Linked DNA regions of Mus musculus: region 2 is linked to region 1. The links are chromatin loops, found by intact Hi-C in ENCODE. Cell type or tissue: heart. All regions are shown on one strand. Each heading gives the region's core, and the rest is flanking DNA. Links, peaks and the distances in the headings are about the cores only.

What was found. Peaks named below come from ENCODE experiments on the same cell type or tissue, not always from the same donor. Only the 100,000 strongest peaks of a DNase experiment are listed, where the experiment ranks them.
Region 2: a loop joins it to region 1, with 2.2 times the contacts of the local background. A loop is called at or near these places in 13 of 42 quality-filtered maps.

Annotation. Positions count from the first base shown.
Region 1 is chr16:57,570,273-57,582,799 of GRCm38, reverse strand. All of the region lies in intron 1 of Cmss1 (cms small ribosomal subunit 1), which reads left to right. It overlaps Filip1l (filamin A interacting protein 1-like), which reads right to left. Exons shown (of 5, transcript NM_001040397.4): 5 at 9,996-12,527. The coding sequence ends at 10,354. Among named protein-coding and RNA genes, the nearest start is that of Cmss1, 30 kb to the left of the region's middle. In heart, for the core only: a CTCF peak has its summit at 5,076; no DNase peak of the experiment used is centred there.
Region 2 is chr16:57,414,033-57,426,559 of GRCm38, reverse strand. The region is part of intron 1 of Cmss1 (cms small ribosomal subunit 1); the gene reads left to right. The region is part of intron 1 of Filip1l (filamin A interacting protein 1-like); the gene reads right to left. It also overlaps the pseudogene Gm20956. Among named protein-coding and RNA genes, the nearest start is that of Filip1l, 67 kb to the right of the region's middle. In heart, for the core only: no CTCF peak of the experiment used is centred there; DNase peaks (open chromatin) are centred at 3,359, 5,089, 5,729 and 6,999; H3K4me3 peaks cover 383 bases; H3K27ac peaks cover 2,977 bases.

The sequences.
Region 1 (12,527 bases), core at 1,577-9,576:
AGTGGCGGGGACAGAGAAAGAAAGAAAGGAAAATAGTGATAACTAGATCGTGATTGTGGGGGAACAGAGGTTTCTAGGTATTGAACTTGGTGATGAGGAAGGAGGAGGACTAGAACCCCTTAAGGGAGGCAGTGCAATTGGTGTGTGTGTGTGTGTGTGTGTGTGTGTAACTGTTAGCACTGAAGTTTGGGGGATGTTAATAGAGAACCCTTGTAGAGAAATCATCATTTAACTGTGTAGGCAAACTACTTAATTTCTCACCACACTCACCACACTCGTTGCTCCCTCCTTTCTACTGTAAGTACCACTACATCCCTTTCCTAGAATTAGAAACGAATATCTGAGGACCCCTACTTGTGTCTGAATCTTTTCTACAAGTCTGTACAACTTTATGGATAATTAACTAATCCTGAAAAGACCCTTCTCATTACTTGAATACTGTGCTGTGATTGAACCATTATCCATACACTGATTGGCCTGCAGGAAAGGAAATCCTGCCCTCTCTGCCAGTGACCTTTCTGACCACCCTAGCCATTGTGTCTAGACCAAGCAGACAGATTACATAAACTTGGAGTCTGGGGAGAGCTGCCATTTCTTGGCACTAAAGTATGCAGTGAGCACAGGATGTCCCCCTCGAAGCAGATTTCCTTCCTCATTGGCAGTCTGAGAAAAACCTGGAATGTGGCCATAGTTGATAGGTTTCACGAAAAGGTAAAACAAAAGCAAACAAACCCAAAAGGAACTGTCCACTGTATCCCCAGGGTTCTCAGTGCTGTCTTGGAAGCTAAAGTCACCAGTCACAGAAGCGTTGACATTTCCCAAAGTTTATGGAGTCAATTTTTACGATTCTAATACTCACAGAGGAGCTTTATATGAGTAAATGGACTGCTCGTGAATATGCTGTGAGAGATACTCTCAGCATGGCTGCTACCCTGTACATGACTTTCTCCACTGCTTCCTAAAGGACGGTCTTGGCCTGGGTATGTTCACGAGGTTCACATAACTTCTCCTTGACCCAAAACTTGTTTGCTTGTTTGTTCTTAGGTGACAGAAGTATCTGACACAATATATTTAGGCAAAACATCATCAAAAGACAAAACAGAAAAGGAAGTAGCTTGCTTTTTTTTTTTCTTCCCTCCTCCCTTTTTAAAAGGGGAGAAAACAAACCTATCAATAGAAATTCTTGAGGAATTATTTTGAGTTGTTTGAAGGGTGGTTGTGTTGAAAAGAGGCTGTTAACTGTTATGAGGGGGCACGGGAGGCCAAATTAGAAACATAATTTAACGCTGATAGAATTGAACCATAACATTTTCCCTTTTCCCTGAGCTGGGAAAGTAGACAGGTTTTTTGTTGTTGTTGTTGTTTTTTGTTTTTTGTTTTTTTTAATGAAAGCATCAGTTTTTCCTTAGTAAGATATGACACTATTTGAATAGTAGATTTCCTGATTTAGGAATACAAACTAGGACAAATGCAGAGGCATTAGAAGTAGACTAAGTTGATGAGGCTTGTCTTTATGGATGATATCTTGAACCTTACTGGATATTTCCACTTCCAACAGAGGTCATCATCTGGCCTTGAGACAGCCACCTACTTGTAAATTCCAGAGTTTGGGTTATAATGCTTCTCCTATGGGTCATGGTCGCTCTTTTGCTTGCCATATTTGAAGCTCCTATAATTCTATTATATAATAATTATGTTAATTCTCTATACCAACTGGTGGCCCCATCCAAAGCTCACTCTTCATGCTTGGCATTTGTGTACTTTGCCTGCAGAGTCATGCTTTAGGGTAGGATGGAGACTGAGACAGCCTTGTGTTCTTCATGATGATGATAACATGAGAGGTCACGTGGTCTTTCTCTGCCCCATAGGACATGCAGCCCTCCCACACCTGCTATTTGTGGGTCTTAACTTTTCACAGTCACTGGCTATTGGCCTAACAGTAGCTTTAGGATTCAGGAAAAGTTGGAGGGAAAAATAAATCACTATTGCCTGTTTTATTGAATGTTTTATAAGAAATGAACTCTGGGCTAGGCCTCTAGGGGTAGATTGTTTCAGTTGATGAGAATTGTGAATATTATCCAGATAGAACAATGGTGGGTGAGCCCTTCCTGTGTTTAAGTGCATTCTTAGGGTGTTGGTTGAAATGGCATCTATCTGGGGTAATGTTAGGCAAGTGTGTCTGTCACCATAAGTAGTAAAATACAGTTTATACTGACTGCTTTCCCTTGCATTGAAGTAGTTTCGATGGACAGAAAATGGGGCAGTGAGAGGCATGTCTTTACCGTGACAGTTTTGTCACATACTAATGAAAAACCTAGAAAGTCTGTTTTAGTTTATCTCTAAAACTAACAGAATTCCCCCCACCCCACACGTTAGGGTTGTCAAAAAATGAAATATTTCATAAAGGACTCATTTCCTCTTAGCCCCCCCCCTCCACTCCCCCATTATGTAGCTTGATTAGCTAGAAGCCTTCTATGGAGACACAGAGCGCTTCCTGTCACTGTATTCAAGGCCTGTCACAATCTAACTGGTCTGTTCCCTTCCTGAGAACCATCTCGTTCCTGTCACTGTATTCAAGGCCTGTCACAATCTAACTGGTCTGTTCCCTTCCTGAGAACCATCTCGGCTGCACTATGTGTGGCATTTAAACAATGGGATGTGGTCTCGCCTGCATGCTCCAGGTCTGCCAAGTGGGCCTTTCCTAGAAACATCCGTGGACCACCTCAGCTTCTCGTCCCTGTTCATTTCTTACCTATTCCTCAAATCTAATTAAGCCCCAGCCCCCCAGAACCTGCAGTGCTTAATGTCTGTTTCTACAGCAGAGTTGTTTTGTCTTTCAAATGTAATAGCTTCCAGTGAGGGGCAACCTTGGCCTCTACACAACATTTAACTATGATTAAAATATTTTCTTGTTTCATGAGGCATCTAAGGAATAAAAGCCAGAGGGTCTTAAACATCCTATGATGGCAAAGAACAACCCAGCCATTGTCTTCAGCAGGGAATTATTAGACCCATGCTGCCATTAGTCCTGAAGTTGAGTGCTGCTTCATTTGGTGGCTTGGGCTTATATGATGAAAGGTAAAAGAAAGTCATAGACTCTTAGGGAAGGAAACCAGTGTGAAGAGGTCGCCATCTATTAGGCCTCATGTGCCAGTGAAAGAAGTCAGTTTTCTGAAGAAAAACAAAGTTGCCCAGTAGATTGTCTATATATCAGCATTATTCCTAAAGGTTATAGATATGTGACAACTCTCACAGATAATTTACCCATTTTTCAGAAGTTAGAGCCACACATGATTTTAAAATCTATTCCTGGTTGTCAACTTGACAATATTTGGAATGAACTACAATCCGGAATTGGAAGGCTCACCAGTGACCCTTATCTGGAGGCTTGGAGATCCTTATCTGGATCTTGGTTTGAAGATCTTGAGCCATAGTGGCTATGGATTCCAGAAGATTGAATCTCCGAGTTAAGGAACACACCTTTAATCTGGGCTATGCCTTTCATCTGGGATTAAAGGTGTGGTGGAACACACCTTTAATCTGGGCTACACCTTTTGCTGGAGACAATATAAGGACATTGGAAGAAGGGAGTCTAGCTCTTGCTCTTGCTCCTTCGCCTGCTTGCTGCGTGAGACTGAGTAACTGCTAGATCCTTGGACTTCCATCTCTTTTTTTTCACAAAAGTTAAAAGACTTGTCTAAGGCCCTTACCACTCACTGACAAAGGCATGTGCTGGAACTTGGTCTTCCACTGAGTGCCTCTAGCGTACGCTCTTCCTAGCCTACTACTCAGTTCAGTGCAGCCCCCTCCATCTCCAGCGAATTGGAAGTATTATATAATTTTCTACTTGTAAGTGTTGTGTGGAACTCATTCCTTGTTCCATTTCCTCAATACGTTATCAAGGGATGAGTGTTATACTACACAGTGTTGACGAGGATCCACACAGTATGTTTTGTCATGATCAGTATATATCCATGCATACATTGCTCACTTGTATCCATGTAATGCTTGGAAGAAAAGATACCACATGTGAAGAGATTGTTTGTTACTAAGTCACATGAGTAACTTGTCTGGTAGTAAACCCACCTGCACCTATTCGGAGAATGTAGGTTCTGTGAGTCTTTAAGGCCTATGTTCATACATTGTGTTTTTACTTAAACATGACTAGCCTATATAAAAAATATAACAAAACAGTCTAGGTGTGCTGGCACATGCCTGTAACCCCAGTACTGAAGCAAGAAGGTCAGTTCAAGGTCATCCCCAGCTATTAATACAGAATGTGTTTTAGGCCAGATATGAAACCTTGTCTCAACAAGCGAACAAAACAACACACACCCTGTACCACCATGCCCAGGTTTATTTCACATGACTCCTCAGAGGTAATCATGCAGAATCATTTGCTAAGACCTCTTCCCTCCTTCGCCTTCCAATCTGAGTAATACTTTAAATAGAAATTTTAAAATGAGGCTGTAGTTAAAGAGAATTTCCCTGCGATGGCTGACTGATGCCCAAAGTTAGCCAGGAGTGAATCCTTATGATAGCCTGTTGTCCTGATGAAATGTCAATGAATTTGTCAATTCTGCATAGGAACAGTTTTAATTCATTATCAAATTATTACAGTACTCAGAGGTGTTAGACAGTTCTCTCAGTGGACTCTGAAGATTCTTTGGGATGCCTGCTTCTCTGATGTATTTGACTACTTTTAGCTAAAAGTACTTCTTAGCTTTGATAGTTTAAAGGGTCTCTCAGAAAGGAAAGGGCTTGGTGTTTAATCTAAATAAAAATCAACTTAACAGCACTTTTGTTTTGGGAACTTTATTAGCAAGTCACTTGTCTGTCTTATGTTTGCTGGGTTTTGTTTCTTTAGACTGCACTCTCAAGAGTGTGTTCTGGACCCAGAAAGAATAGGGATAAATTCAGGACTTGGGATTTGGGGAAGAAATGGAGCTTGTTGGTATCGGGCCACCTGCCACAGATCACTTAAAGATTTAGTTATTTGTACTTTACTAGTTATGAGACTGGGAACATCCCACCTAATAAATACTAAACCTCATTTTTCATTACACCCTCTAGAGGGCAAACTAGTCTCACTTCCTGGGGCAAGTATAAAATAATCCAAGAGTAGGGGCAACACTTGCCAGTAGCAATATACAGATTTCTATAGCTGTGAAATTCTAACTTCAGGCTGCAAACCAAGCAGATTATTAGATTGTAGCTTAGGATAGATTCTTGTTTTTAGAGAGTCCAGTTTGATTCCATTTGGGGACAGGGGTGGGGTGGGGAACAATGTTAACATTAGGAGAATCTCATAAGGATGTCTTGGCTTTAACTTAGTTACATACAGATCGTAAGAAGGTTGCTGTGGTTGGGAAAGTACTAAGGTGGCAGAATGCTTGGCTTGAGTATAAGAGGCCCCAGTTCAATGTCCTATACCACTAATGCCACAAAGGGAGAAAAGAAAAGCATGTTTGATTCCTCTATTTTTGCTACATGTGGTTTGTCCAATTATATTTTCTCTTGGCACTTCAAAATAAAGAATGAAATTCTTAGAACATAAGAATGTAGAAATAACAGAAATTAATGTAACTGAAGCAAATAAAGTCCTTTCATTTAATATGTCTAAAGACCTACTTTATATATACTCAGTATGAAAGAAGCTGTAAAATAGTTTTCAATTTAGAGTTATTTGAATAAATAAAAACATCACAGAATCTTTGATTATAATGGTTTGAAAATAAAAATACCCTTCTAGAAGGAAACAAACTAGTCATAGGAGGCAGAGGCTGGGAGGGAACTGAAGAGGAGAGAGGAGCGGGGGAGGGGAATGAGAGGCAGGATCAGGTTTGGGAGAGAAGTCCAGAGGGCGGGGAGAATGAATGGAAATCTGCACCTGGGGTGGGAAAGGAGAATCTCTAGAAGGTCCCCAAGACCTTGGATAGGAGAGGCTCCCATAAGTCAATGCTGGTGATCTTAGCGGAGATGCTTAACAATGGGGATATGGAACCTGAAGAAGCCACCTCCTGTAGCTAGGTAGGACCCTCAGTGGCAGAAATTCAGACCCACCCACAAAACTCGACTCAGAACTTGTCCCAACTAAAAGAAATGCAGGGATGGAGCAGAGACCAATGGAAAGGCCAACCAATAACCGACCCAACTTGAAACCCATCCCATGGGCAAGCACCAATCCCTGACATTATTAATGATACTCTGTTTTGCTTGCAGACAGGAGCCTAGCATAACAGTCCTCTGAGAGGCTCTACCCAGCAGCAGAAAAACAGATTCAGGGACCCACAGCCAAACATTAGATAGAGATCAGGGATACTTCTGGAAGACTTGGAGGAGGGATTGAACCCCACATGAAGACCTACAGAGAGTCAACAAACCTAGACCCCTGGAAGCTCTCAGAATCTTAGTCACCAACTAAAGAGCAGACACAGGATGGAGCAAGGGCCCCTCTACCCCCAGCCCCCATCTCCCAGCACATTTGTAGCAGACAGGCAGCTTAGTCTTAATGGCTGCCCAGTCCAGCCTCAGTGGGAGAAGATGCACCTAGTCTGTCATAGACTTGATATGAGGGGATACCCAGGGGAAAATACCCATGTGGGAATACCCAGGGGTACCACCCTCCCAGAGGAGAAGGGGGTGAGGGATAGGGTGAGAGACTCAGGGAGGGAGGGATGGGAGGAGCAGTGTTTGGTATGTAAATTAAGTAATTAATAAAACAAAAGTACCCTTTTAGGATCTCAAAGACTGCATGTCTAAAGCCTCAGCATTGTAAAATAGAATTGTGGGGACCTTCCAATTAGAATTTATATAGTCCTGTCACCATTTTGCACAGGCATAGGTTGAGAATCCCTAATTGGAAAACTTGAAACCTGAAATGCTCCAAAATGCAGACCCCTTGAGCACTTAACATGACACTATAGGAAAACAAACCCTTCATACTATACAAGTTCATTTGTGCATAAAATTATCTCAAAATATTGTATAAAATTATCTTTAGGTTCAGCATGTAAAAGGTGTTTCCATCGCCAAGCTATCTTACATGTATGAGTGTTTGCATATCCTTAAGGAAAAAAAAAATCCAAAATCTGAAACACTTCTGGTTCCAGATGAGAAATCCTTTTATATATGTAAGGATGCATTCTTTATGATGAGATAACCTTTTAGTAAAGATGGTTATGTGATTTTTACCCATAAAGAACAATGACATTATCTTGGGAGAGGTTTTGCCTTTACTTGCTTTTATGTTTCATTAGGTTTTTGTTTGATTGATTGCGATGCGGCCTTGTTCTGCAGCCCTAGCTGGCCTGGAGCTCGTCCTGCCTCAGTGTGCTGAGTGCTGGAGTTAGAGGTGTGCCATCCTCTGTTCTGGGTAGTTATTTAGCTTGCCCCCACCATGGAAACTTGTCAAGACTTTGCTACGCCTTTTAAATGACAAGCAAACTTGCCAGGATATTTAAGTATGTGGTGGAATTCTACAGCTTAAAAAGCTAATGAAATTAGTGGGGCTGAGTAAATGAAATTTGGTGTTGAAATAGGGACTCTGACCAATGAAAGAAAGTAGGAGCTCTTGGGGCTGAGGAGACATCTCAGGAGTTTCAAGCACCACAAGCACTTATCCATACAGAGACACGCATACATACACATAATTTTAAGAAAATAACAATAAAAGTTACAAAAACAGTCTTCAATCAGCCATTCATGGATAGTGCGCCTCTGCCTTCACACATTTCTTACTAAGAGGAGTTCCCAGCATAGCATCACTTCCTTTGCAGGCATGTTCCAGTAATTCAGTGAATGGAAATTCTGTAATCTCCCACACAGACTCTCTCATTCCTCTCTCCCTCTACACACACACACACACACACACACACACACACATGTATGTCTATCATACGTATGTACAGTTTATCAAAAAGTTAAAATTAGAGACAAGAATCTATATTTTATATGTAATCTTATCGGAAAAGAATCCTTTGACTTTAGATAGTAGTGACACTTGTAATAAACTTTGTATGATTTAATAATGAGAAGCTACTAAGTTCATTTTGATGTTTCTATGTTAATTATTGCACTCTTGTAAATGGAGCTAGTCGTTAGAGGCTCTGCAAAATACAGTCAATAGAGATTAACTATCCAGGAAGCCTATTTATAATTGATCTGCAATGATGATTTCTACCCTCTCACAGTAGAGCACATATAGCCTTCTAAAACCTTATTAAAAAGAATTTCTATAGATCTCGTTTAAAAAAAAAGAGAGAATCCTTACAAACTAGTTGATCTGATGGGCATCCGGAGCTTCCAAACTCTTACTAGTTACAATCAATGCTCAGGACATCCAGGTGGGACCCAGTTGATGTGAAGAATCCCTCAGCTGGTTCTCTCTGCTTGTTTCCCCCATTGCTATGGAAATATGTTTTCATTCTGTGCCTTTGTGTAACAAAATCAGGAAGGCTGTTCTTGAATTCTTCCTGGTTTCCATTCATCATTTTGTGATTAGTTGTTTGATACCATTCAAATCTCACATGTGCCCTCTGGTTTAAATGACTTTAAAAGGAGCCCTTTTTTTTTCATTGCTGACTTTGAGAGGACTGCAGTGAGCTGTGTAGTTCCTTTCAGAGTTCTATCCTAACTTGGCTTAAAAATAATTTTGAAAACAGTTAGACCATCATGTATTTTGTAATACAGTTGGGTCTCTGCCGATTCCCAACCCCAAGATAAATGTGTTTTAAACAGAAGCTTTCTCATTTATCATCAGCCTCAGCTTTCATCCACATTTATTTAATCATGATGCAAGCCCACAGCCTTGGTGTTGCAGTTCATCACCATGGAAGTGTTTCTGTCAACAAATCCTTGCTCTGTATCATAAAATTGATTTTACAGGGGAGAGGAAGATACCTTTGACTTTTGAGAGGTCTTCCCAGTTTGCCTGGATGTTGAGATGAACTGCATTTAAAACAATAACTGGCAATAAAATTGACTACACTAAATTTTAATAGTTAAGCGTGTGGAACGGGAATGGAAAAGGGAAAATGGCGAATTAGCTGTTCTGAAGTCATCCTTTTAGAATGTGACTTGGGGACTCGATGTGTAATTTAATATGTTCCTTTAAAAGCTGTGCTCTCTGCCCTGAGGTGTGGAGTGAGTGTGCTCAGGGCTACAAGGAGTTTGGTGTCAATCTCTAGGAAGCTTTGGCAGAGCTTTTTTTTTTTCATGTAACCTGTGAATGGCATAGCAACCACAGAAGAAATCACACGATTACCTCTGCTGCCACGCGGCATGCTTATTTTTAAAAAAGTCTTTTAACTTGTGCTCCTAACTATCTGCAGCTTTTATTTGCTTCTTGCGAGTTCTTTCAGAAATATAAATTGTATGCTTCTGATTGTAGCCTTACTCACAAGCAGGGCAGGGCAGCACCCACATTAAGTAATTTTAGGAACCAAATAACACAGAGCAAGAATTGCACTTTTGTTTTGAAGGAGAATGTCCAGAAGTTTATGTCATAGTGGCTGATTCCAGATTTAGATGTAATATATGCTGTAGGGGGGTTTCAGTCTGCTTGAGAAACCTATCAGCCCTTGATATTCAAGCTAACTTAAAGTTCCAAACTCGCTTTCTGGCTTCCTGTCACCTGCCAGAGCTTTTAATTTTTACCATCAGTGTATTTGTGTGCTCATTAATAGAAACATTTTAATATTATTTTATCCTGACATCTGAAAACATTTTCTGACTTCTGATAGTTCTCTTTTGAGCACTAAAAATACTGAGGTACATCTCAAGAATGGCAGTACGTTTACCATAGTTATTTTGGTTCATTTTGAAGTCATGGACCTGAACCACTTTTTCCTCCTATAATGCGTGACCAGAACTATATATGACAAATAGCTCCTGCTTATTCTATAGGAAAAATTATTGGACATCTTAAACAGGAAATAAAATGATATTGTACATGCAGATATATAACACAGAATGATCAAATGAAAATTCAGCAAGCAATGGCAAAAGTAACAAACTATTTACTGTTTTATAATGTTAAGTAATTCACCAAGACAAGTTGCAGTCAAATTAAAGTGAGTTATGGAAAATGAAATACATAAAGATGTATTTATACAAGTGCAGACTAAATATTTTCCATACAGGTATGTAAATAAAAAGATATACAGTAAGTGCACACTTGATGTGACTATGCAGGCAACACATAGTTAGTTCCAGATACTCTTGTTCAGTCCATGCACAAATCTTCCCAAAGTACAGGTTTAGTCATTCTTCTAAGGGATTTGGAGGGGTGATTAAAAAGGGACTGAGTTCCTTGCAAGAATATCAGTATGAACTGGATGAGGGTGAGGGTGGTCAGTTATATATATTACTTACTGTAATTTGTGATTGTCGAGGAAGAGGTGTGGCTGTTGGTGTGATAGTAATACTGCTGGTGACTTTATTGGTTGTTTTGTTTAGTGCCCCATTAGTTAAGCCTTGAGTTCTGTTATCCTGCAGTGGTGCTGAAGGGCTGGCAGGTCTCATGGGGCCAGCCACAGCTTGCATGTAAGGACTTCCTAAGTGAATGTGGATTTTATTATCCTCAGTAGTTATCACACTTGAGCTGTTACTGTTTGAACGTTGAAACTGCCATGATGACTGCCGGTCTGGGGAGACTCTGAAAATTGCATGCTTGGCGCTGATTTCTATCGGCTCTGGGGAGCAGCCTTGCTCAGGAGAACTAGGTGAACCAGTCATAGCCAAAACCTGAATAGGTGACATTGTCCGTTCTGGAGTCACAGAACCACAGGACTCTGGGGTCTGTGCTCTGGCAAAGGTTGCCATGGTAACTGGGGACATGCTTTGCTCTAAGTTCATAAGGCTTTCTGTAGAGCTTTTGGACTTAATTGGTGTTATAGAGGCATTTTGGAGAATGGTAATCCTTTGCTTTGGGGTGCCACAGTTTGGTATCACCGCTGTGCTGGTGTAGGAGTGAGGACTCTCTGTGGTTGGACTTGTGATTTCAAGAGTAGCTGTATTTTGAATGTGGTCTGGAGTAACCTTTATGTGAAGTGGCTGCCCAGGTGTGTGACTTAGAACAAGATCTCCAGGTTGTACAAAGTTGCCATTGGACTTAGTTTGTATTTTTCCATTCTGAGGATGGCCCTCCTTGGATTTCATCCAGGGAATCCATAGTTTCCTGTTCATAGGAAGAGAAGAAGACTGGCTGCATCTGAAGGACAGCACAGACTCCTCCTCATTAGGGTCGTCATCCTGGTCCTCATTCTCCTCATAGAACTGACCATTGATCACTGCTCTTTCCAGAGGAATGAGGCTCTTGTAGTCTGGTGGCTCACTGTCTGCTGCTTCCGTTTGAACTTCTTTAGAAAATACTTGCGGGTCAGAGATTCTTCTTTCGTTGAGACTAGGCCGGAGGCTCTTACTAAAGTGCCTATACCTTTCTAACTCTTTAGTGAGGTTTTCAATCTCTCTTCCCAAATCTCTGTTCCTGTTTTCTTGTTGGTTTAGTTTCTTTTGCAGAAGGGAGTGGTCTCCTTGGAGGTGACATATTAGGTCCTCTGTGGCCATGTACTCATGAATTTTCTCTTTTAATGCATCCACTTCTCTGGACAGGTGCCCTGATTTTGCTTCTTCTTCCTGGAGCCTCCTAAAGAGCCACTGCTCGTGGCTGGACTCTGTCTTCTCGGCCAACTTGTACTTGGCAAGCTCCATCTTGGCATGTTCCAGCTCCTGAGACAGAAACTGAGCCTTGTCTCTCTCGTTAGCATACCTCCGTTCTAAGGTCTCGTACTCATCCTCTGTTTTCATGAGGTCATCCTCAATGGCTTTCATATCCTTTAGCTTCAGTTTCAGATTTTCCACTTCTTGAGAGAGCTCTTTAATCTTATTGTTTTCTTGGTGTAATGCTGCTGTGGACTTACTGGAGTCTTGGTTTAATTTGTTTTTTACAAAATCTTTCTCAATTGCTTCCAGTGACTGAAGCCTGTTTTTCAATATAGTAACTTTTGACAAGAGATCATGTCCTTTCTCTTCTTCTGCTTTCAGTTTATTTCTGAGGTCATCTCTCTCCTTGGTTACACTGTACATCTTCTCTTCTGCATCAGTTTTGGACTTGAGTGCCCTCTTGGTTTCCTCAATTAACTTCTCAGTCACTGTTGTTACTTTATTTTGCTCTGCTTGGAGCTGAGAGGTGGTGCTTTGTAACTTATCTTCTGTTTGCTTTAATTTTTCACTCATTGTTTTGCGTTCATCTACAAGCATCACAGTTAAAGTTTTCAGTTTAGTTAAATCATCCTTTAGTGTGATTTCTGTCTTTTCTAGCCGACTTTCAATGGCTTCTAGCTCTTTGATTCTGGCATTTAAACTCTCCAGCTCTTCAGACAATTGCTTTGTGGTCATCTTTTCTTTTTCTAAATTGCATTTCAGAGAGTAGCATTCTTGTTTGCTTTTGTCTAAAGCATCTTCTAATTTTTCCAGAGCTGTGATCCTTACACTAAGTTTGTCAACCTCTAGTTTGAAGTCTTTAC
Region 2 (12,527 bases), core at 2,311-10,310, 160 kb after region 1:
CTATTTAGGTAAGGCATCAAACTCAGATTTTTGGTACAGAAACACTCATAATTCAAATTAGGCTTTTTAAAGGTATTGCTGATGATAAAGAATGTCAGTGTTGGCTTTCACAACAGGGACAGGGGTGCAGCTCTTACAAGGCTTTCATTCGAGCAATGCATGCACACAAGTGCATTTACTTAACAGGATTTCTCCCAGAGCAGGGGGTTCAGGACTGCAGGTTTATGCTTTTCTGGTGGGACATTTTCACTGCTGGTCATTTAATATAAGGCAATGGCTTGGTTTATAAAGCAAAACCATCTTCATGGAGTCATCCAAGAACTGGTGGGTGCTCCCCAGAGGGTCCAAAGGTTGATATTGGACTTTATTTGTATAGGTTGACTGATATCTCATTAGTATATTTGTATAGGTTGACTGATATCTCAGATCCATATTTATTTATGTTTTCTAAGGTGATCAGACCAGTCTCGCTTATAATAAAATCTGCAGATATTTTCAAGTTCCTTAGACCAAAAGCATTAAAACAATGAACCCCAGAAGGCTGTGGGTGTCCCTTGCTTCCTTTCAATCTTCCAAATTGACAGGTAATGGCTTCTTGCAGGCTACCCATGGAGCCTCACATCCCTAAGGCCCTGGGCTCTGCCCAGGTGTTCAAACAGGGAGCAAGATAATTTTCAGCATCAGAAAAGGCGGGGTGTAGAGATATATATGTTTGTAAAGAGCGTGCCTGAAGCATTCATCCAACATATGGTCCAAATGGAATGAATAAAATGTTCATCAATCACCTGGAGAGGTTGTTCATGACAAAAGATGCAGTAGCTATTTCAAGAGCAGTCGACACACACAGCATCCTGCTGCAAAAATGGTTACAGTGGCCTCTTAGGGGGAAAGGGTTTAACAGCACAGCTTTTGTAGTGGTGTGTGCTGGAGCGCTCTCTGCTGCGGTTATCTGAAGACCATTGTGAGAATGACCTATTGGTTTTAGATGCTATGGGGGCTTCTAAAATAGCATACTGGAAACCCCAGGAGATTCCTAATGGGTCCTTTGCTCTTCTGCAAAAACCCTTTGAGGTGCTGATGAAGTCACACCTCTGCTCCTGTGTCATCCTAATGTTAGTAACCCTTCCCGTTAGAGTATGTGTATCTGGTTTTCCTAATTTCAGCAGTTCCTGTGTTGTCACCATGATGAAACATGACTAATGCATCCAGCTCTGTCTGTCTATCACCGTGTCACGGCCACCTTTATAATGTCAGGCCTTCTTTATCCCACACTGGATTCTTTGGACGCAGGTCTCAGACTCGGAATTCCTATGGGTTGTCTGTTGTGAAATTTGAAGTTTGTTAGGCTCTGCGAATGAATAAGGAGACAGATGTGGGATATGTTCCTGTTCTCTGGGATCTCGTCAGAGCTGTCTGCAGTAATTAATTACATTTAGCAGTCAATGCAGTAACATGTCTGTAGTAACACAGAACCAAAACCTAAGACTTGCGTAATTTTATGCCTGCACACACCACAAACCTAACTTAAATTTTTTTGTAGAATAGTCCTTGAATCTGATTTTGTGACAGCATGTTAAAACAGGAGACATTTCCTAGGTCTGTCTGTTAAGAGGAGCCTGCTACCTTAAAAACATGATCCTGTACAGCCTCAAAAGCCTGTACAGTTCCTCAGTGTCACTCCCTATACAGGGGTCTAGGGCTTGTTGCAGAGATAGCTGACTCCATGGATAATGACGAAAAAGCACATGAGCTTGGGACACTTTCCATGCCAGGATGTTAGGAAGTTTCCTGGGAAATGGTTTGGGAATAAAGAACCTGCCAGTGACCCCTTAAACAAAGTGATTGTTGCACTGGCATCAGGACAAACTGAGTCATGTGCATGTTGATGTTATGAACTGAGAAAGAGGTCTCACTAAAATGCATAATTTAGTACTAAAGAGTATCAAACAGTTGTAAACCAAAGGCATATCAGAAGTGTATCATAAATACTTTGAAGCACGGTATCGATCCAGTTTTTACTGCTATAAGAAAATGCATGAGGCCGAGCCATTCATAAAGGAAAGAAGTCCATTTAGCTCACAGTTCTAGAGGCCGTAAGTCTGAGGCCAAGCCAGGACCTCACGCTGTGTGAGAGATAGAAGACAGACAGAAACTGTAGTATTGAAAGGAAAGAGGAAGCAGGCCTCCTTACTACAGCATCCCACTCAGATGGGAACTAATTGAATTCTTGGAGGGTTGACCCACTCTTAAGAGCCTGACCAAATCCCAGTGCTTCCATCTCATCTCAGCACTATCTCCATGGGCTTCTGGGAACAACACATCAGTAAGTGATCCTCCATGTTGTTAGAAAACAAACTTTGGCTATTTGGGGACAAAGGCGCATAATCTCTGCAACTTGCTCAGATGGATTTTTAAAAAGCAATGTGTGTATGTTGAAAGAAAATATAATGCAAGAGTGTTAAACTTTTAGCAGTTTGGCAAGTGTGGGAAGAGTCAACTAATTTAGTGCCCTCCCTGCAACTTTGAAGCTGGTAGTTATTTTTTCAATTATTAAAAATAGACTAAAATAGCAAACACACATTTAAAGTTATCTTCACTGTAAAGGCAACTCAGCAGAAATCTAAAAAAGCATCCCTAGGCAAACTTAGAGAGCAATTTCTATTCCCTCAGCAAAGAGACCTACAGATGTCCATTAATAGACTTCATATTCAAACTACAAAATGTATAAATGTGTCAGAAACAAAGTTCCCAACTGTTCATATATTACCAAGGCACACCTGTCCTCTGTGTCTAATCTGAATCCACCTGTGTTCTATGTCTATTCTGAATCCATCTGTCTAATCAGAGGGTGTGTGTGTGTGTGTGTGTGTGTGTGTGTGTGTGTGTGTGTGTGTGTGTGTGTGTTTCAGAGCTTTGTGCTGATGCTGATGGATGACAAGTCGCTCCAAAGCCTGAGCCTGTGTCATGTGAGCAGCTTCTCCGTCACAGGAAGTGAGTTTCACACCAGCTCCCTCTGCACATCGGGCCCCAGAGCATTAGGTTTTCCTTCATCTCTTTTCCTCACAATAAAAATACAACTAATGTGGGAATATGAAGTGGAGTGGAGTGAGGAGTCTTTGATACCGAGACAGTCCAAAGAATGTTGTTTTACTAATGACAAAGAAGAAAAAAACATGCAATTGTCCAAATTCTAGCTTGACAAATCACCGTTTTTCACATCTCCCCCACTGTTGGTATTCTGTCTGGACTCCACCCCCAGTTACCTGGCAACAGCCAGGATGGCTGCTTGCCCCCTCCTCTCTCTCTTACTCCTACTTCCTGCTTGCTTCTCTGGTGCCCTCTTGGGCTCTTCCCTTCCCCCCTCTCTTCATGTGGTCATGGCCAGCCTCTACTTCTCTACTTCCTCCCTCTCTCTTGGCCTTGCTTCTCACTGTTCAGTTTGTGTTGTGGAAACTCACTAAGCCACACAGGCTGACCTTGGCATCGCAGGCCTTTGCTTCTGCTTTCTAAGGAGCTGGGAATACAGTTCTATGCAAGCCCAGGGTTTCATTGGTGTTTAATTCTATGGAAATGACTGTCCTAAAATTATGGTTCATCAAACACAGATCTTCTCTTTGCTTTCACTGTAGTGCTGAAAAACATTACACACTCTATCTAACTAGGTTAATACTCTTTACTTATTAACTTGGCCTCAAAAAACTTGACCAGCTTCTTTCTCCAAGGGCTTTTGATAGTATGGGAGAGGGGGCTGTTAACGAACACAAGACTTCCCTGCTACCAGAATGTTAAAGAGCTAAAAGTTGATTTTGGAGGCTCCTACTGAAACAGCAATTTAGATTAACAATTCATGGGAAATAGAAAAATTAAACATATTTCAAATTAAATAACATGAGATTCAATCTTGCTGTAATTTGGAGTGGCAGAAGTATCTCAGGAAAGCCTTAGGTATCTGGCAGAATCTAGAAGAGTAGCTTCCCTAAGGTTGATATTCTTCAAGTCACTCTTGAGCCAAGATCTCAGTTTATTCTTGAGTAGAATATTAAACAAGACATGGTAAATTTCTTCCCAATAGCTTTCTTTGTAGTCAGCAACTTTATCTGTCCACATCCTTTTTATGTAGGACAACTAGAACCTCTCCGGACTGCATGACTGTTCCTTTTCTTCCTGCCCCTCACCAAAGTTGATGAAAAGTGCAAACCCAAGCCGGTCTCTGGTGTGAGTAATCACCTGCAGTAAAACTAAGTCAAGGCAAATCTCTGCAGCCTATGCAGCCTATTTCATGGTTCTCCTGTTTAACTTCCTCTTTCAAAAGAATCATTAATTAGTCAGCTAAGCACTCAGCCTGTACGCAATAAATGAAAGCTCTCTCTCCTGAGAACCATTTGTATCATTTCCGTACACAGCATTTCTTTTTAATGTGGTGGAGTGCACAGATGTGACCGTAGCTTACTCCGGCATAGTTTTGGTAGCACTGAGAAACATCTGCATGGTTTGCTCGCAGCCTTAGTAACTTAAGTAGTGGCTCCTTGGGACTTCTCTGTGCCTGCTCTTATCCTTTCCTTTTTTTCAAGGTGAATTCACATCCAGGTGAATAATGCACCAAATCCCACTCTTGAATGTTCATCTTGACAGCCCCTGGGCACTGTCTGGGTTAACAGTGCATACACAGGCCATTGTTTGCGCTTATGTATTGTAAATGGGCTGAATAGTATGTATTCTACCTGGGGTTGTGACATTTGTACAGTGGTGCTGGCAGCCATGTGGGAATCTGCCCATGAAGGCCCAGTTGTGGGATTGTAGGATTGGTTGTAGGATTGTTTGGCTATAGAGAGACAGACTTTGGATCAGTGCTTAGAGTGTCATCCCTTCAAGTCTGGGCTATACACTTGAAGAATTGCCTTTTTTGACCTAGGGAAGGAAGACATAAGAGTTTTAAAAAGAAAGCCGCAGTGTTCATAACCACTTCATTCATTCTGCTGTGGCTTTTGCAGAAAGCACATCTCCACTGCCAATCCCAAGCGTCCCAGTTACAGAGCAGACTCTGTATGACCTGCTCTGCTTTCCTTAGACAGTGGGATTTGATCACACAAGGCTGGTTGCCAACGTTTTCTTTGAGCTCAGATGTGGCTTAAATGCAAGAAGTCACTTCCTGACACCTTTCCCCTCTGACCACCCCACCCTAAAAATCACCATTTTGAGACAAATTCTGGGATCTACAAAATGTACTGCCTGTGTTCCGAGTTAATTTGGAGAGTGGCTTTTTATGGCTGGTTTACAATCCTTAGAAAAGCCCGACTGTGATGGAAACACTGTGACATCCTAAGCTGTGACAAACGATCTGTTCTTGAAGATAGATGTAGCTTTGTGTCTGGGAACCTAAATATTTACTTTCCCCGATGATTTAATGTATCTTTGTTCCTTTCCACACTAAGCTTTTCTTTCGGGCATCCCTGCATCTCTAGGCTCCTCTTTTTTTTTTTTTTTTTTTTTTTTTTTTTTTTGTAGCCCTGTTATATCAGTGTTTTGTGATGTTACAAAAAAGCAAAGTGTGAGGTCAAATTTTCCATTACATACCTCAGCAGGAATGCCAGGGAGTTTAGCCAAACTAGGGCTACAAAAAAAATAAAAATTACAGGAAAGATGATTCATTAGTCAACAATTGCCTTCCCAAGAAAATACAATTAGTTATATGTAGTTGGTTTGGGGAAGGAGGGGTGAGTTCACACAGGCTGGTGGGGGAAGGGAGTGGGGACAGTATCTTAGGACTCTACTACGTGGTTTCAAACTTCATGATGTTTTCAAGTCTAACATCAGAGAAAAGAAAGCTGTCTGTGCTTTGATTCCTCAGTATCTTTTTTTTTTTCCTTCTGTTCACCACATGTTGTCCCTGATTGCAAATTGGATCTTTTGCTATAGAGGCCCAGCGTGTAGCTCAGTCTGGACAAGAAGGAGCTACAGCACCCTCTTTCCTGTCTTTCCTCTGATTCAGGACTCTTCTTCCAGTTCACAGTAGGTCTTCTTGCAGTTCACAGTAGGTCTCCTTTCTCTTCCCCTTTGATTGCTTTGACTATAAGATCAAAATCTCTGACCTTTTAAAAAAATATTTTAAGATTTATAGAAACCCTAGAACTTTGTCTTTAGATATAATTATAACTACATATTCAAGATCCAAAATTATGACAGTGGGGGCGGGAGGTGGGATGGGATTAGCATCAAAGTTAGGAAGACCCCCGACTCCTAACAGTCATCTTATGAAGAAAATTTTATAATTATAGCACTCAGTGCTATAAATGCTTACTCACGGTGAGTCTTCTTTGAAAAACAAACAAACAAACAAAAAAACAAACAAACAAAAAACTAGTGAGTAAACCAGCCAGTAACAATAGCCAGCAATAGATAAGGTGACTCTGTTGTCTGGCGCTCCATTAGCCAGCCAGCAAGCACCATGATCGTAATGAAATATTAGCCAACATCTCCCGATGCTGCCAGATCCCTGTTCACCACTGGCACCAACTGAAAATGTTAAGGCACCCTATTTTATTTTAAGTTTTTGGAAATTGATAATCTGTGTTTGGTTTAGACACTGTTTGCCGGATTACATAATCATGCATTCCTAACCCCTCTGGATGATACTAAATTCACTGAAGAATTTGTTTTCCTTTTATGGAGAAAATGAGGAAAATATCAAAAGGAGTTTTTTTTTTTTTCCTTTTGCCAAATAGTTGATAACCCAGTTGCTATATTATCGTTTCATCCACACAAAGGGATTGAAACAGGAGGATTAAACCTTTTAAAGTGACTTTACACTTGATTGTTTCCTGCGGACAGTTCAAGGAAAGAAATGGACTGAAGATGAGAAACCAAGCCAGAGTCCCCAGGTCTTGAGAACTGGGACAAATGTAACAAGCCTCCACTCACCACAGAAAAATGCGAAGCCTTGTACGTCAGTAGCGAGACCTGACAGAGCAGAACAGGGAGGACAAGGAGCAGCAGACCCTGTGCTGGCTGTGTGTGCCCTGTGTGCTTGTCGCCACAGCCTGGCCTGAGGATCAGTGACAGACCACCCAGTGGAGGATGTCCAGTCGCAGTGATGAAAGTGAGGTCCTGGATGGAAAATAAGTGCTGGCCAGTCCTCACAGCCAAAAGAAACCTTGCTTCAAGCATCTTTAACAGTCTATTCTTTCCTCTCTCCTCCCTTATCTATACCCCCCCACACACACACAGGGGGGGGAGGGCGGGGGGGGGGGGGGGACTAGTACACTGTTTTTTTCCATTGCAAAAGATTTGTTTTGTCTTTCCAAAATCCGTCTACTTGTGTTCCTTCCAGTTAGATTACATAAAGATTTTTATTATAAGAGTTTTATGGCAAACACTCCAGCTCCAGGAATTCCATTGGACCAGGTACTACCAAGTAGCCCCAAGATGCCAATTAATGAGATAGAAGTATTGAAGGCAAAGACAGCCAGCCAATCTGACTCTAGTAAAAAGGCAAAGGACTAGGTTCCTCTTCTATGCGTACTGACATTAACTCCCGGGTTATATAGGAAAGGATTGAAGTGGAGGGTCAGAAGCATGCATAGAGAAATGGCCTTAAGTCAGACTGAGGTCTGATCGATCATTAGTTCAGGATAATCAGAGAGCCTTGTCAAAACCGCTGATGCACTTATCAGATCTGTGGCTCCCTGGAATCCAAAACAGTCACAAGAGAATGATACAAATCACTGATACCAACTGCAGGAAAGTGCTTTTGCTAGTCGCTGGGCATCTGCAGGCCCATGTGAGAGTTGATGCATTTTAGCAAAAGCATCCTCCAAGCCCTAGCTGCAGATAACCTGCTTTATTCCTGACTCTCATTTCGCTCAGGCTTTTGCTACTCAGAAAACTCTAAGGCATCGCTCCTTAACTTTCCTCGTGCTGTGACCCTTAAGTACAGTTCCTCATGTTGCAGTAAACCACCCCCCCCCAATTATTTTTCTTGCTACTTCATAACTGTAATTTTGCTACAGGTACAAATCCATTTTACAGGTGTAAATATCTGTGTTTCCCGACGGCCTTAGGGGACCTCTCTGAAGGGATCAAGGCCCACAGGTTGAGAACTGCTGCTCTAAAGTCTCCTTTCTCTTAGCTACACCCACTTTTCTCCCCTGGACTACATACAGGCCAGTAGATGCTGGCCATGTCACACTGGGGCGTAGGAAATCGGATCTCTGCCCCTATTACCATTCCAACCAGTCTCTGCTCCTTTTTCCATCTTAGTCTCCAAGCACATGGGTGAGGAAGGACTTTGAGACTTCAAAAATTCCCATCCCTAAAGCTTATAGAACTCATTTGCTTTAAAGGATATTAGAAAGGACTGTGTTTGGGGGAGGGAGGGGGAGGAGACCTGGCTAGGCATGGTGATTCATACCTTTAATATTCACTCTCTAGAGGGCCTGGGATCCCCTTGAGTTCAAGGCCATCCTGGTCCACATAGCAAGATCCTGGAGAGCCAGGACTACATAGACAGAACAAACAGTAAAAAAAAAAAAAAAACCTAAGGCTTTTGTTCAAACCCTATGACGTTGACCAGATTTCTTTAATGATATGACAAGTGCTGATTGAGCACTTCACATATGCTAAGCATACTCACTACAACATAAACTTGGTCTTTGTCCTCATTGAATTGATATTTAGTTGGGCAAGGTAAATAAATAAAGCCTTTAATAGATATTATGTGAGCATTTCAAATACATAGGTGTCAGAAAGAAGAAATGGGAGAAAATTGAGTGGAGAGGCAGAGAAGGCTATTTTGTGAGTAATAGTTAAGTCAAGGCTCTCACAGTGGGCAGGTGCCAGCCAAGCATAGGGGGTAAGAGCTACCCAGGTTGTAGGAAAACCTATCCCTAAGGCACTAGTGCAGGAGAGGACCTGGGTCAACAAAGGAGCTCTGAGGCTGGAGCCCCTGAATGAGAAGAAAGTGGAAAGATAGATTTAGTAAGACACTGTAGACATGGCAAGAATTTTGGTCTTTTCTAGTAGCAATGATTAGCCACTTAAGTTAAATTACATGTGCACACATGCGCGCACACACACATAAACAAGACAGTTTCCGGTTCTCAATGTAGAGAATAGGATCTTAACTTATGAACTGAAGTGATTCTTCCATCCCTGCCTTCTGAGTAGCTGCATACTAGGCTACATTCTGTACGGAGTGAGCCACCATATGACCTGGGAAATACTTGGGGGTAAAATGTGATCACAGAGGTATTTAAATTCCTCTCACTGTATTTCATCAAGTGGGTGGATCCAAGGCAGCTCAAGGGCATGGTTGGAGCGCTTGCTTTCTCTCTGGATTTGAAACATCGCAAAGGAGAAGAGTGGTGCTTAAGACTGCATTCTTCCGGGGTGAGGTGCGATTTCCAGAGGGAAGAATTCACATCTGAGCAGTGGTCCCGCATTCCGTTTGCTGATTACCCCGAGTGGAGGCACTGCAAAGCCCTTGTAAAGATAGTTCAGAGCTCGGGGTGTATGTGTAGGTTGTAACCTCAGTTAGGTAGCAGTGTAGAGATATTTAAACGTGAGCATGAATGAGCTTAGGAGGAGGTCCTGCCTCTAAGAGAGAGCTCAGAAGACCTCCAGGCCTCTGTTGCCACAATGATAAGTTTGAAATTGTGGTATCTGAGAAAAAAAGGTTGTGATCAATCCCTAAAGAAGACAGCCTTGAACCCAGCTACTTATAAGTGTTTGGTGTATAGTAATTATCAAAACACTTAACAAAATCTTAGAGCCTCATTCTGTTGACTAAGATGACATTGGCTAACAGCAAAGGAGTTCTAGTAAGGAGTGTGTTAAAGAGTGAACATGCCTCTGTAAGATGTGAGGTAAAGGCATTAGCTTTCATTATATCCATATATATATATATATATATATATATATATATATATATATATATATATATATATATACATTTTTCTTCTCATTTCTATTTTCCATGCAGTTCTCCTGGAGACAAGCTCCTATTCTGAAAAAAATCAAGGGTTTTCATTTTTTCTAGTTGAAGTGATTGGATCCCAGTAAGCCTTGTGAGACTGTGACCAGGTTTGCGGGTTTCTCATTGCCCAGGCAGTGGCTGATTGATTTGTTAAGAAATATCTGGGTGTTCTTTTGTAACATTAGTTTTAGGAAGGCAAAGCCTTTACAATTCCAGACAGCAGCTCTACTGTGAATGTGGGGAGACCACAGAGCTGTAACACATTGCACATGTCGGCAGGACCGTCTGGGCTTCTTGGCATTACTAATGATGGTAATGATCCCACTTGGTGCAGGCAGACCCTCCCTGCAGCTGGTGTCCTCTCTGCACAGGGATGAGGTCATGTGGGGTGGAGGAGGAGGTGGAGCTGGAGAGGATGAGAGAAGAGAAGGGGAAGTTGTCCTGTCTGCATTCCTGGTGGAAAATGGAAACATATTTACCACATGCTTGCTTTGTTCATTTTTTAAGGAATTAGAAAGACAAGGGAACAGAGAAGGATTGTAGGAAGGTAAAAGCTTGGTCTACACACACACACACACATGCACACACACACACACAGGCTGCACAGCTGTCCTATTCACAATCACTGCCCAGGAATCTTCCAGGATTCTGATAACCCTATAAGTCCAATCTGCCAGATATTTGAAACTGCACAGAGCAGGAAATGCCACCTATTTAGATGCCGGGAACAATTGTAAATGGTGGGTCCCGATTCTATGAGCTATACTTCTTGTTCTGCTTCAGGTATGCTGAAAACTGGAACGATCAGAGTTCCTTCTTCATTGACAGTGAAGTTAAAGGTACCTGACTGTGCTCCATTTATCAACATTGTCAATGAAAACAGAAACACCCTCTCTGTGGTTCACTCGCAGTCCAGCTGCTGCCCATTTCCCCAGTTCTGGAGCTTGCTCACTTAGAACTTGTTGACCTGCAATGCCCTGTAAGTTCTCCGCTTGGCACTATTGTTATAGTAATTGGATGTTTGAGATTGTGCAGGGAGAGGAAGCGAGGGGAACTGAAAAACACTCTGACCTGTACTGAGTTAGGGTCCTCACAGACAGCCACTTGGCCATCTCTGTTCTGGGCCAACTCTAACCAACTGGGAGATGACACTGAAGCTCTGTGGAAACGTTCTGAATACCTTACATGGAGAGCAGATCTAGTTCACCTTTGTATGCTCTGTGCTTCATCTTGGTCCACCCACATAGTGAGGGGTGAATGTGTGGTGTAAAACTGTCTTTTATTCTCCTGATGTAATTGTCATCTCAGAGGCTTACTGCCTCAATCTGCTAACCTAGGCCTGGTCCTGGAAGCTTCTATCCTCCATGCAATCTTATCTAGGCCTAGAGTGTTTTCAGCCTCGGAGACTAACTGCTAAGTCAGTTAACTGGTTTTTGTTCTTTCTAAACTCTGGGGCTCTGACTGGTTCAACTCAGCTCTTCTGGTTTAAACTCCTCTTCCAGCTGACTGATTCAATCTGGCTTCTCTCCAGACCTCTGACTGACTTCTCATCTCGGCCTCTGGCAATCTGTTCTAATCTGTCTCATTCTCTGTCTCATTTTGTCTTCACCTGTGTCTAGCTTGTTTTCTCTCTGCATTCTGTCTCTGTAAAATTGTCACAGTAAAACTGCCTTCTCTCCTTTTCTGAACTGTAGAAGCCCTCAAGTAGCTTCCCTCTTCTCTCTCTTCTTGTGAGAGAGTTGGGCACATCCTATTCTGTCAAATCTTTCTCTGATTCATCACTTTGTCTGCCACTCAACTAGACATCACTTTCAAATATAAGTGCTTCCTTCTACAAACTAACTTTACCTTCATTGTTTGGGATTAAAGGGGTGTACTAATGGTGTATCTGAATTCCAGCAAGCGGGTTAAAGGTGTGTGCTAAGGGCTGAGCCACACCACAGCTAGAAATAGTTTTTTTTTTTTTTCAGTAATAACACAATCTCAGGGATCACATTGTGATCAAATGTCCTGCAACAGGATGGGGAGCCAGTTTACCTGTTTTCCACATTGTTAATTGCTGCAGCAAATGAGCATGAGTTAAAAAACCACACCCCTTAATGCTAGAGAAAGAGGCTGTTCTTAAATATAATCACACAGTACTGACTCCTGGTTTGATTTTTTTTTTTTCAGTATGTACTGTAAATAATACTGTTTCAAAACTGCAGAGGTCCAAATTTTACACCCAAATTTTCTAGGCACTGAAGTTTCACAACCTAAGTTTTGGTTTTGTTTTTGTTGTTTTGTTTCATTGTCGGTAAAATGGATATAATGATAGTTTCCCTGCCTACATTCTAAGATCATGTTCAGGATTAAATATTACTAAGGAGGTGAAACTCGTAGAAACCATAGATGGTGTTATTGGAACTTCAATATCTCTGAATGGCTTTAAAAGAAAATTAAGTGTTTTGAATTTTTTAAAGAAAAAACTAGACTGTATTTATTAGTGCTGTTGTTGTTAATCCATCCTTACCCTTTATCCACCTTTAATCCTAACTCTTGGGAGGCAGAGATGGGG